4 separate regions of the Homo sapiens genome follow, and all the other regions are linked to region 3. Evidence: chromatin contacts called from ENCODE Hi-C or POLR2A ChIA-PET data. All regions are on one chromosome and are shown on one strand. The core of a region is the stretch at or near the end of the contact, and the rest is flanking DNA. Distances in the headings are between cores, read along the strand shown.

Region 1 (2,806 bases), core at 85-2,584, 930 kb before region 3:
CCAGCTGCCACAACCTGAAAATCCGCTTGCTGCCAAGAGCTGCCTGAGCCCAGCCCAGGCTCCCACCCTGCCTCAGAGACAGGATCCACCTGCCTACTCCTGGTGAGAGCTCTAGAGAGCTACGGGGGCCCGGCCCAGCTGGCTGCAGGCGCAGCTGTTCCACCTATCCCAGAGCATCCCTGACCACTATAGGCAGCCAGAGCTTCAGGCGGACCCAGGAACTGTCCTACTCTCCAGCTTCCCGACCCATCGCCCTCCACCCCTGAGCTCCTAGAGGACCTTGGAGACGGGAGGAAAGGCCTCCAGGTTCAGGCCTGATCCCTCTCCGGGTGGGGCACTAGGGAGGTTGGGTTGCCCAGGGAAAGTAGATATTACTCATACATAGTAACAGCATAATTGCTCACCCAGCTCCTTCCAAAGATCAGTTAATAAAATTAAAAGGAAAAGGCAGTCACCTCCCACGAAGGTATCTATTGCCTGAGATCCTTTCCTAGGGGGCCGCCTCATTTTATTTGGTCCTTCAATAAGTCCCCAGGGCTGGGGATGTGGTCGATGGTCTCGATGCGCAAAGCACCGTTCCCGCGCGAACATCCACATTCAGACAAATGCCTGAGGGACGCGGCTCCTTTAAGAGCAGAGCTCTTGTTCTTATGAATGAACTTGAGCGGCCCTAACAGCAGAGTTGAGGCGCAAGAGTAGGTGGGTGGAGTGGGAGGTAGGGGATGAGAGATGGGGAACCAAGGGGAGTTTCCCAGATTTCTGGGGTCATCTCTGGGGTTTGGGGCGGCAAGCCCCAGCCGCTCAACACGGAAGAATGGAAACCGGCTAGGCAGAGCGGGGAATCACATGGGGCTGCCGGCAGAGCCTCTCCGCAGAGCGTGGAGTGCGGGTGAGCAAAGGGGGGCGAGGGCGCCCACAGCTTTTCTCCGTCACCCCCTGTCCCAGGGCACCCCCAGGTCCTCTCTGGCTCGTAGGCTTCCTGTCCCTGGCTATCCCAATGGTCCCCTGACCAGGCCGACCCCGGGACGCCCCTGATCCCCCATTTCCGCCTCCTCCCTCCCCTCGCCCTCCACGCGGGGTGCCGGGCCCTCACCTTCACCTGGGCCGGGCGTTCAGTGCTTTGGAGGATGCTGGTGGGTAGCAGCCCCGCCGCGGAGCCGCTCTCGGCGCCTTCTCCTTTGGCCATGACCCGCGGGCCACGCCGCTTGGGACCTGGTAGACGGGATGCTCCTCTGCCCCGCAGGCCGCTGCTCCTCCCAAGCTCGCTTCGTAGCAGCCTTAGCCACGGCCGCCGCGCGCTAGCCAAGCCGGCTGGCAGACGAGGAACGCACTCTGCTGCACGCCCCCTCCGCGCCTCTTATAGTTCTGCCCAGCCCTCTCGGTTGCGGCCAATCCCCGAGCCCCGCTGCCCCGCCTCCAGCCAATCCCGTCGCCCGCCTCCCTGCCCCCGCCTCGCCCGGCGGCTCTGTGCCACCGAGCCACGTTCTCCAAGCCCCGGAACCGGCATCTGCCTGCGCTGGCTCCTAGCAATCCGAGAAGCAGGCCGCGAGACCTCCCAGACACGCGCGAGGAAACCGAGGCCCCAGGCTGAAAGTGATCTGCCCGGGGTCCCCGATCTGCCCGAGGTCCCCGAGGTCCCCAAGGTCCGACTCTCCCCGAGTCGGGCCTACCACCCATGACTTCTGAGCCCCAGGCCTAGGAAAGGTAGGGGCTCTGAAGCCCACTTTAAAATCTGGAGTCAGGGCCTCTCTCCTTCTTCAAGCCTAGAGGACGTACGCTGACACTTTCCCTCCTGATGCCTCTCTCTCATCCCCGAAGACACACCATTCCCCCGTCCTGCCCTTGGCATCCGGGCAATGGGGAGAAAGATGAGGCAATCCAGTGGCTGCCCCTGCCAGAAGGGAGCTCCCAAGTCGTGGAGAGAAGCCGGGGCTACGCCCGCTAGTACACTATGACAACAGTGGCCTTTTTATGGATAGCTTCCTCCATGCTTAATATGATCTCTTTCGGCCCTCAAAAACCACCAAGTGAGGGTGGTACTATTATTATCCCCATTTTACAGCACAGGAAGGGGAAACTTGGAGAAGTGAAGCAACTGTTATGTAGCAGAGCCAGGCCTGAAAGGTTTTGTCCGATACCAAAGCAGTTGCTCTCAACAGCCCTGCTCTATCCCTCTTAGCATAAATTACAGACGGCAGAATGGGGTGTATGTGTCTCCCAACAAGAAGCCCTGGGAGATACATGGCTCCAGAGGCACTGAGGGTTGAAACAGGGAAAGTTTTGAAAAAGAGAATGCCCAGAAATGTGGTCCTCAAAAGAAGATGGGAGGGCATTAGTTTGGAACAGAAGGCAGGCACGGATGCCAGAAAAGAACAGTCTTTAGTTCCACCTCTGAGTCCCTTATGTCAATGTCACCCCGGTCTTTCCAGTTCTCTGATTAGTGAAGGGGCTGCTGGAACTCTCAAAGGCTACCCACCCGGTTCCTGTGCTCCTTAATGTCAGCCTCCTTCTTCCTTTCTTTAAATCTCTGATTGCAGGGAGGAGAGATAAGGTCTATCTGCCCCAGGATGGTCACACCATGCTCCCTCATACGCCAGCAGATCCCATCTGGGCACACAGCTCTTGGCCATTGCTGAGCAGAAGAGAGCCAAAGTGAGGCACTGAATACTGTGGAAAGGGAATGGCTGGCCCCATTACTCCAAGCTGTGTGACACTGTTCTGTCTCTTTTCCCCTCTCCAGGCTTGGTTAGCTAAGCTCCCTTGCAGCCCCCAAATCTTCTCTCCCACAGTCACACCATACCACAAG
Region 2 (2,731 bases), core at 36-2,535, 550 kb after region 3:
TTCCACAATTTAATTAAGTGGCTTTAGAGTCCGGAGTTGGCCTAACAAGCTCCTGTTCATGAATGAAAGATTTGTCCGCAGCAGCGGGGGCCGGCTGAAAACAAAGTGGGCCGCAGTTACCCTGGATCCGGCCGGTTTCGCTGCTCCGCGGCCAGCCCCAGCCTCCCGGGAGCAGGAGAAGGCGGCTGCGGGGGCTGGCAGCGGTCCTTCTGGGACGCGTCTCACCTAGCTCGCAGCAAATATGCCATCCATATGCCCAGGATCACAACCGAATCAGCTCCATCAGGCCTGGCAAAGAGGCATTTAAATTGCTAATATTGCACTGGGGAACGACGACAGAACTGCCTGGGCTCAGCTCTGTGGGATCCACAGAGACAAACCTGGGGGTGGGGGTGGGGTGAGTTGGGGATGGGTTCGGAAAAAGTCCAAGTGAGAATCACTAGAAGCTGGCTATTAGGAGGGGCGAGAAGTGGGGATCCTTGGTAGAGAGATGCCAGGAGAAACCGTGGCAGAAATGCGCCCAGGGTGGAGCGCTGGTGCTGGTGGGCCACTCGGGCCCCTTTTCCATCCATTATTTCTGAAGAGAGGCCAGCTGGAGTTTCTACAAAGGCTGCTCTGCTCCAGGGAGGCATCCCCCCACTCCCCAGCACTCTTACCTTTGAACAAGACAGGTTTTCTAGAAAGACAAAAAATATTGGCTGGTTGGAAGAAGAGAGGGGCCAGCTGCCGCTGTGAAATGTTCCTCGTTTACAGTTGTTGAGTGTCCCTGCCCTTGGCTGTGGTCTGTCAAGCAGGTTTGGGATCAGGGGGTCTTTTGCAGCTACTTTCCAGTGGAGGGTTCAATGAGTGTTTTTCTCTGACTGTATTTTTAGAAAAAATTATGATGACAGTTGTTAGGTCTCAGGCAGGCAGGCAGGCAGCACATTCCATTACAAAGTTAGCATGAAATCAATATGTAAATAACCCTTTCTAACTGGCAGCTATTTTTGAAGGCAGAACGCACCGGATGTTGCAGGTTTGTTCCAGTTCACTTTAAATACCTCTCTGTTCTCAGAGCCTGTGAATGTGCTCACATTGAGAAGAGCCTTTTCCCCTTTTCACTTGATCTTTGCAGCGTCCCTGATAGTGGTAATGCCACCATGAGCTTTGTCCTCAAACCTCCTCCTCCATCATTTAAAAATCAGATTGACAAGACCCGCACCAGGCTGGGAGTGTTAGTTCCCCTTCGGCATGGTCATTTTTCAAAAGCACGGGTTGCTCCAGGAAGGGTACAGGCGGCAAAAGCCGTGGCCATCCGCGGAAAGAATTAAAGGAGCGAGAAAGCCCGAGAGGCTGCGATCAGGGTTGAATCAGAGATTCAGGCAGTCACTGCCAAAATGCATGGAAGTCATTGCCAAGACATAAAAGGTCAGAGGATACCAGCCGTGAGAAGAACCAGGTTAGAACCGTGACTGCAGCTGAACAGGAAGAAACAGGTCTCAAGGTACTCCTGAGTGAGCAAGGGCCTGAGACCGAAGGTCTTTGCATAGTTCCTTGTCAGTAGTGACAGTTTTCATTGTGGTTTAATTTTGAAACTAGCTGTGCTGTGTGTATCTGCATGAAAACAGAAATACTTCTAGAATGTTTAGTGTCAGTCATGGATGGCGCCACAATGCCTGGTGTGACATATGGGGTGTGCGTATGTGTACATGTGCTTATTTATTTCCTGAATTCAAAGGGGCAATGAAGTTCAAGCTGGGGCCTAATAGTAATGATTCCTACAGTTACTACTATTCTATGAGTTTTTATGCACTTGCAGTTCTACAGTCTTTTTTAAATAATTGAGTTGAAATCTGCTTTGCTGTAACGTATATACTATGGACTTAGACCCAAAACAAGGCTTCCTCTGCCATAGAATCATCTTCAAGACAGGTGGTGTCTCACTCAGAGATTTCTCTATTCCTAGATAAATAGTTCTTGTTCTTCAAAGATGGGAGTCCCCTCCCACAAGGAGACTCCATCGGGTCCATGTGTTGCCTCCATGTTCTTGCCATTTAGTGCATCTCTGGAATGAACCAGAAACAGATATTCCTCTTGAGGATTTTCAGTGTGATTTAACTGCAAAAGGACTGTCTCTCTGCCGGGAAGATGCATTTGGGGTGAGGCTTTAACTCTCCAAGTGCACAGAGCTCTGTCTTTTATTGCATGAAGGTGGTCAGATGAGGTAGAAATTTGACCTGTTCTTTCTGGGCCTGGAAGGCAGAGCTATGATCACCGAGGAAGGGGAAATATTACAGGGAAGTCATATTTCAGCTTAAAGGTGGCATGAAGAAGAATTTTCTAATGAAGAAGAAATGACATGCTTTGAGAGGTAGTGAGTGTCCTACAACCTGGAAGGATTCAGGCTGGGTAGAGGGTTTCACCAAAGGTAACTTCCAACTCTGGATCTGGTCATCCGTCCGCTTACGCATTTATTGATGCATGCTAGATGCAAGGGGCCATTCCGGGCTCTGAGAGGTTTCATCATAGAAATTAATAGAGAAGGAACTGATACTTTTTTAGATTGGGATAAAATACACACAACAAAATTTATCATCTTAACCATTTTAAATATACAGTTTAGTGGTATTATGTTCACAATGTCGTGCAAACGTCACCACTACCTTAGAACTCCTTTCATCTTGCAAAACTGAAACTGTATCCATTAAACACCTTCCCATTTCTCCCTATCCTCAGCTCCTGGCAACTACCA
Region 3 (2,770 bases), core at 226-2,725:
AAAAAAAAAAGAAGAAGAAGAAAAAAAGAATTTGGATCCTTTGGTCAGGTTCTCTGTCTCAAAAAAAAAAAAAAAAAAAAAAAAAGGCACTTGTGGTGGTATGTGCGCCTGTAGTCCCAGCTACTCCTAAGGCTGAGGCAGGAGACTGAGGCCAGGAGTTCAAGGCTTCAGTGAGCTATGACCTGGCCACTGCACTCCATCCTGGGCAACAAAGCGAGATCCTGTCTCAAAAAAAAAAAAAAACCAGAGCGAAAGAAATGGGTTAAGACTTACTTTGTAGACTATTACAGACAGTAGGGAAAAAAATTTACATGCAAATACATAATAATGTTAAATGTAAAAACACACACACAAAAACAAACCCTGACTGCCTAAAATGACTGAAAGGAAGCGCGCGCACACCCACAAATATCAATATAAATGTGTACTCATGGTAGATTTAAAGGTGAATTTAGTTGGGCGCAGTGGCTCACGCCTGTAATTCCAGCACCTTGGGAGGCCGAGGCGGGCGGATCACCTGAGGCCGCGAGTTCAAGACCAGCCTGACCAACATGGCGAAACCCTCTCTCTACTAAAAAAATACAAAATTAGCCGGGCGTGGGGGCGCATGCCTGTAATCCCAGCTACTCGGGAGTCTCAGGGAGGAGAATCGCTTGAATCCGGGAGGCAGAGGCTGCAGTGAGCCGAGATCGCGCCACTCTGCACTCCAGCCTGGGCAACAAGAGCGAAACTCCATCTCAACAAAAAGGTGAATTTAACTTCTTAAGTTCCTTCCCATCCCTCAGTCATCATTTACTGAGTAGTTACGTTCCAGGCACTCAGATGCGGGGGAAAGCAGCTCCAACGTAAGCACCAGAGACACACACTCGGAATTGCGAATACACTGCAAGGAACACGAGTGGGTAAGAGCTCGAAGGAGGAAGCACGAACTCTGCCCGGAGACTTGAAAATGCCTTTAACATGGCTTGCGAGTTCGCCAAGTGAAGATCAGTGGGCAGAGTGTTCCAGTTGGGCAACAGCCCGGAGTTACAGCCGGAAGTGCTGGCTATGTTTGGGGGACAATGGAGCGCAGCGTGCATGACGGTGAAAAGAATGAAATGAGCTCAGGAGGCCGGCGGGGCCGAAATCACGCAGAGCCTGGAAAGCTGGGATAAGGATCGTAGACTTTAGGTTAAGAAACAGAAAGCCAAAACATTAGTCCGGCAAAAACCTAAACAAATGTGGAAAGTGGAGAGAGCGGCAATCTCCAGGCTTCGGTGCCATTAGCTGTGGAGGTGAAGCGGCCTGGGAGGGCAGGGAACACGCCCTGAGTTCAGGTCTGGGAGAAGGGGACACACAGCAAGCCAAGAGGAAATCTGTTAAAGAGACCTCGGAAGGAAGGTCCTTAAGCTAAGCTGCCGCGCGGACATAAGCAGCCCCTACCTACCCGATGCTCGTGCCCTTGACTCTTCTCTGGCCGCCGCTTCAGAACGACTAGCTAGCGACGCGGACGCCTGCCGTAAAGGATGACCTCAGCGAGACGTTTGCAGCGCGACGCCGGAAGCCGACCTTCCCTCAGCCGTCTCCCCACAAAACCATAGAAACCGAGCCCGTTGGCCTGGTACGGTGGCTGACGTCTGCAATCCCAGCACCTTGGAAGGCTGAGGGAGGAAGATCACTTCAGCCCAGGAGTTCGAAAACAGCCTGGGCAACATGGCGAAACTCCCCTCTCTACAAAAAATAAAAAATTAGCCGGGCGAGGTGGTGCATGCCTGTGGTTCCAGCTACTCAGGAGGTTGAGGTGGGAGGATCCCTTGAGCCCAGGAGATTGAGGCTGTAGTGAGCCATGATCACACCATTCCATTGCATTCCAGCCCTGGCAACAGAGCAAGACCTTATCTCAGGGGGAGAGTGAGAGAGAGAGGATGAAGAAGAGAGAGAGGAGGTAGAGAGAGAGAAAGGAAAAAAAACCCAAACCCATCAATTACAGAGACACAGGGAAGGCCTAGCCATTAGTGAGTTCTTGCTCCTTTCTTGCACTCTGCCTAGCATGCTCACGACAACACTGAGTGGTGAGAGACTTCACCAAAGTCACAGGAGAGAAAGAACACTGGCTCCCTGCCTACCCACTAGTGGTTAAGCACATGGACTATGAGCCCAAACCACCACGTGGGGTCAAATGTAGGCCCCCAGCCGGGCGCAGTGGCTCAGGCCTGTAATCCCAGCACTATGGGAGGCCGAGGTGGGCGGATCACAAGCTCAGGAGATCGAGACCATCCTGGCCAATATGGTGAAACCCTGTCTCTACTAAAAATACAAAAATTAGCTGGGTGTGGCAGCGAGTGCCTGTAATCCCAGCTAGTGGGGGGAGGCCGAGGCAGGAGAATCGCTTGAATCCGGGAGGCGGAGGTTGCAGTGAGGTGAGATCGCGCCACTGGACTCCAGCCTGGCGACAGAGCTAGATTCAGTCTCAAAAAAAAAAAAAAAAAAAAAAAAAAAAAAAAAAAAAAGTAGGCCCCCACCAATTTCGTGTGACTCTAGGAAAGTTTCTTAACTTCATTGTGCCTCAGTCTCCTCGTCTGTTAAGATAATTATGGTATTCACAATGGAGGCTTGCTATAGGGATTAACTGATTTATGTATAAAGCACTGAGGCGGTGGCTAGCACATGGGAAACATTCCAAGGCAGTCGCAGTTCTTTGATGTCTCAGCTTTCAGTTTGTGAATCAACTGCTACCATGCCTGTCATCTGTTCCAGAACCTCCAATGACTCCCTTTGACTACATCAGAGA
Region 4 (2,856 bases), core at 151-2,650, 790 kb before region 3:
TCCTTCTCCTGAGCAACACCTGAGGGCCATGGGTTTGGGGAAAAGACCAGCTTGCTGCAACTCTTTCATTCAAATAGCAACTGGCCCTGGAGCTCCAGGCCAACATCAAGCCTTGCTCCACCCCTGCGCTTTAGGGACTGTTGCCATCAGGGCACTGCCAACCTATGTGGTGCTCATGATGACTCAGAAATAAGAACCTGTTTCCTCTAGGCTGATACAGCCCTGCTCCAGCCCCCAGCAGTGCCAAGTGGAGCAGGGTGTGGACTGGCCTTCAACCCCGCTCACCTCTCCTCTATATGGTCTTGTGCAGACCCATCCTGCACTGTCTTATGCAGGTGCAATGCCTGTTAGGATAATCCCAAACATGACCCTGGGCCCCTGATCCCCAGGCCAAACCCCACCCCCTGACCTGGATATTCCCTGGGCTGACAAAAGGAGTTCGGCCAGGGAAGGCTCCTCTTCACTGGCCCAAACCAGCTTCAGACAGCGGGGCAAGGATGTAGGAGCCTTCTTCCCAGCAGAACCCCCGGCCCTGGAGTGGCCCCAGATGAGGCAGCTCCCATCTGTGTGGGTAGCCCTGAGGCTATCCTGAGGGCAGGATGCTGTGCAGGGGAGGAACGGACCTCCATTATGTGATTCTGGGTGGAAGGTAAACAAACCCTGGTTAGGCAGAGGTGGCACAAGCCCACAGCCTTGGGCTCAGCCTTCTGTCTCCCGAGCTCACTGCTCAGTGCCCAGTCCCAGGAAGCCCACAGGCTCTAGGCCTAGCCTGCCTCAATTTCCATTTGTTCCGCCCCCTCATGCACCTCAGGGCCCAGGGTGGCACCAGTGCCCACCACAGAACCAGGCTCAGAGCACATGTGGCACAAATGCTCATGGGATGAATGACGGACTAAAAGAATCATCCAGGCTGGGTGGGCATGGTGGCTCACGCCTGTAATCCCAGCACTTTGGGAGGCCAAGGCAGGAGGACTTGAGTCCAGGAGTTCAAGACCAGCCTGGGCAACATAGCAAGACCCTATCTCTACAAAAAAATTAAAAATCAGCCAGGTGTGGTGGTGCATGCTTGTAGTCCAGATACTTGGGAAGCTGAGCCCAAGAGGTCAAGTCTGCAGGGAGCCATGATTGCACCACCGCACTCCAGCTTGGGCGACAGAGCAAGACCCTGTCTATAAAAAAGAATCATCCAAAGGAAGAGGGCGCTCCTGAGGCAGGTGTGGGCATGGGCACCGTAGCCCGTAGCCGCAGCTCCTCCACTCCTGGCTTGGGCCTCTAAGCCTCACTTCCTCTCCCGTAGAACACTCATGAGACACACCTGCCTCGTGTGGGCCTGGGCAGCTTGCTGTTACTAATAAAACAGCAGCAACACAGGACAGCTTCACTTCCTGAAACTCCCTCTGTCACGTGCTTTGCATGAATCCTCACACCGTCTCACCAGGGGCGCTCTCCCAGTTTCACCAGTGACTTGGTGACAACCAGCATCGCTCACGAAGCGTCAGCCGTATCCTTTCTGTGTGCAGTGGGGTGTGGGTTGTGTGGAGCCGCGGTGTCTGTGGAATTCACAGGCTGGGGCCGGAATCCATGGCCCCCGTCGCCGCTGCCACCCCCCAGGTGCTGGGGTGACCTGATCCAGGGTTGGGGTCTAAGCTGCTGGGGGGTTGGAGTCTTGGGCTCTGGCCCACGTCCGCCTCTGATTGGTTCTACCACCTGAGCTGGTCACTGTCCCTCCATGGGCCTCAGCTTACCCTATGGTAAAGTGAGAACTAGGGGGTCAGACTCCTTGATCACCAAGATCTCTGACCACAGCCAAGGCTAAGGGAAGCGCAGGAAAACGTGGGTCCCGTTCAAATTCCCGGCCTCTCTCTGCCCCCTGGTGGACACAAACAGCCTAGCATCTCGGGGGAGATGACGGTGGGAACCAAGTGGTTCCCAGGGACTTGAGGACTGGCTTGTGACCTCTGCTAAGACTCTCACCGCTGAGTCACAGTCCCCATCTGTTAGATGGGGGTGACAATAGAACCAACACTATTAGGATGTTTTGAGGATTAAGTGCTGTGACAAATGGGAAACACTTGCTACTGAGCCACGCACATACAAAGTGTCCAATAAATGTTAGTCATCACTCTCACCCCGCCTTCTCCCTAACCTCTATATCCCATCAGTCACCAAGTGCTGCTGCTTCTTGCCCCTCTCGCACCCCCTGCATCCCTAGATGACGTCACATCATCTCCCTCCTGGATTCCTCCAAGGTTCACCACCTTCTCCCCAACCCCTCCAGCCATCCTGTGCCCCCACTCAGGGACCTCAGCTGTCCACTCCACAAGCCCAGACCTGAAAATGCCCCACTGTAGTCAGTTGTCCAAGTGCTTCAGCCCTGTCCTCAGGGACCCTGCCCCACCCCCATTCAGCCTTGGTCACCCTGAGCCTTTCTGTTCCCTGTATTCTGACCACACTCAGCTCCCAGCACCCTCTACTCAGGCCCAGTGCCTGCCTCCCAGGCAAGTCCAATTAAGGGATGCCTGATTAGTCTTTGCTTCCTTCCTCCTCCCCTAGCTCTGCAGGAGCCCAGAACCTCCCTAGGCCTCAGTTTCCTTATCTGCCAAATTGGACTGCAGGAGGATGAAAAGAGAGAATATGCTGAAGTACCTAGCCTAGAGTAGCCACTCCACAGAGGCAGGTGCCTGCAGCTGGGATGGAGGGTTCAGCTCTGTCACAGCATATTAGGAAATCATAACCTGCCATTTAGAAGGTGAGGGGTGAGATATAAAGAGAGCTCCAAGGCCCCACTGCAGACCCAACCCTGGCAGTAGTGTGCTCTGAGCAGTGAGTACAGACGCGACCTCCAGGCACAGCACA

Evidence for each region. Hi-C counts contacts between places; a loop is a spot of excess contacts on that map. ChIA-PET counts read pairs that join two places held with the same protein, here RNA polymerase II (POLR2A). Pooled maps may share reads with other maps.
Region 1: a loop to region 3 is called in a pooled map, with 4 times the contacts of the local background. The contact joins the promoter of MFSD2A here to the promoter of NDUFS5 in region 3. A Hi-C loop is called at or near these places in 1 of 50 pooled maps. POLR2A ChIA-PET finds 5 or more read pairs at or near these places in 2 of 52 experiments (HEK293 and MCF 10A).
Region 2: a loop to region 3 is called in a pooled map, with 6 times the contacts of the local background. The contact joins the promoter of LINC01685 here to the promoter of NDUFS5 in region 3. A Hi-C loop is called at or near these places in 2 of 37 single-sample maps with no recorded cell type and 3 of 50 pooled maps. POLR2A ChIA-PET finds 5 or more read pairs at or near these places in 2 of 52 experiments (BJ and OCI-LY7).
Region 4: a loop to region 3 is called in a pooled map, with 4 times the contacts of the local background. The contact joins the promoter of LINC02811 here to the promoter of NDUFS5 in region 3. A Hi-C loop is called at or near these places in 1 of 50 pooled maps. POLR2A ChIA-PET finds 5 or more read pairs at or near these places in 2 of 52 experiments (CD8-positive, alpha-beta memory T cell and HCT116).

What each region holds. Positions count from the first base shown.
Region 1 is chr1:39,953,673-39,956,478 of GRCh38, reverse strand. It overlaps MFSD2A (MFSD2 lysolipid transporter A, lysophospholipid), which reads right to left and starts at 1,334. Exons shown (of 14, transcript NM_032793.5): 1 at 1,094-1,334. The coding sequence starts at 1,186. RefSeq lists a silencer at 1,383-1,512.
Region 2 is chr1:38,473,750-38,476,480 of GRCh38, reverse strand. It overlaps LINC01685 (long intergenic non-protein coding RNA 1685), which reads right to left and starts at 1,285. Exons shown (of 3, transcript NR_146761.1): 1 at 657-1,285; 2 at 226-288; 3 at 1-94. The region is part of intron 2 of LOC105378657 (a long non-coding RNA gene); the gene reads left to right. RefSeq lists enhancers at 1,277-1,456, 1,737-1,846, 1,877-1,936.
Region 3 is chr1:39,025,055-39,027,824 of GRCh38, reverse strand. NDUFS5 (NADH:ubiquinone oxidoreductase subunit S5) reads right to left here and starts at 1,475. Exons shown (of 3, transcript NM_004552.3): 1 at 1,423-1,475. RefSeq lists enhancers at 362-947, 948-1,534, 1,394-1,643.
Region 4 is chr1:39,816,004-39,818,859 of GRCh38, reverse strand. LINC02811 (long intergenic non-protein coding RNA 2811) reads left to right here and starts at 1,400. Exons shown (of 4, transcript NR_186710.1): 1 at 1,400-1,611. RefSeq lists enhancers at 1,104-1,273, 1,122-2,117.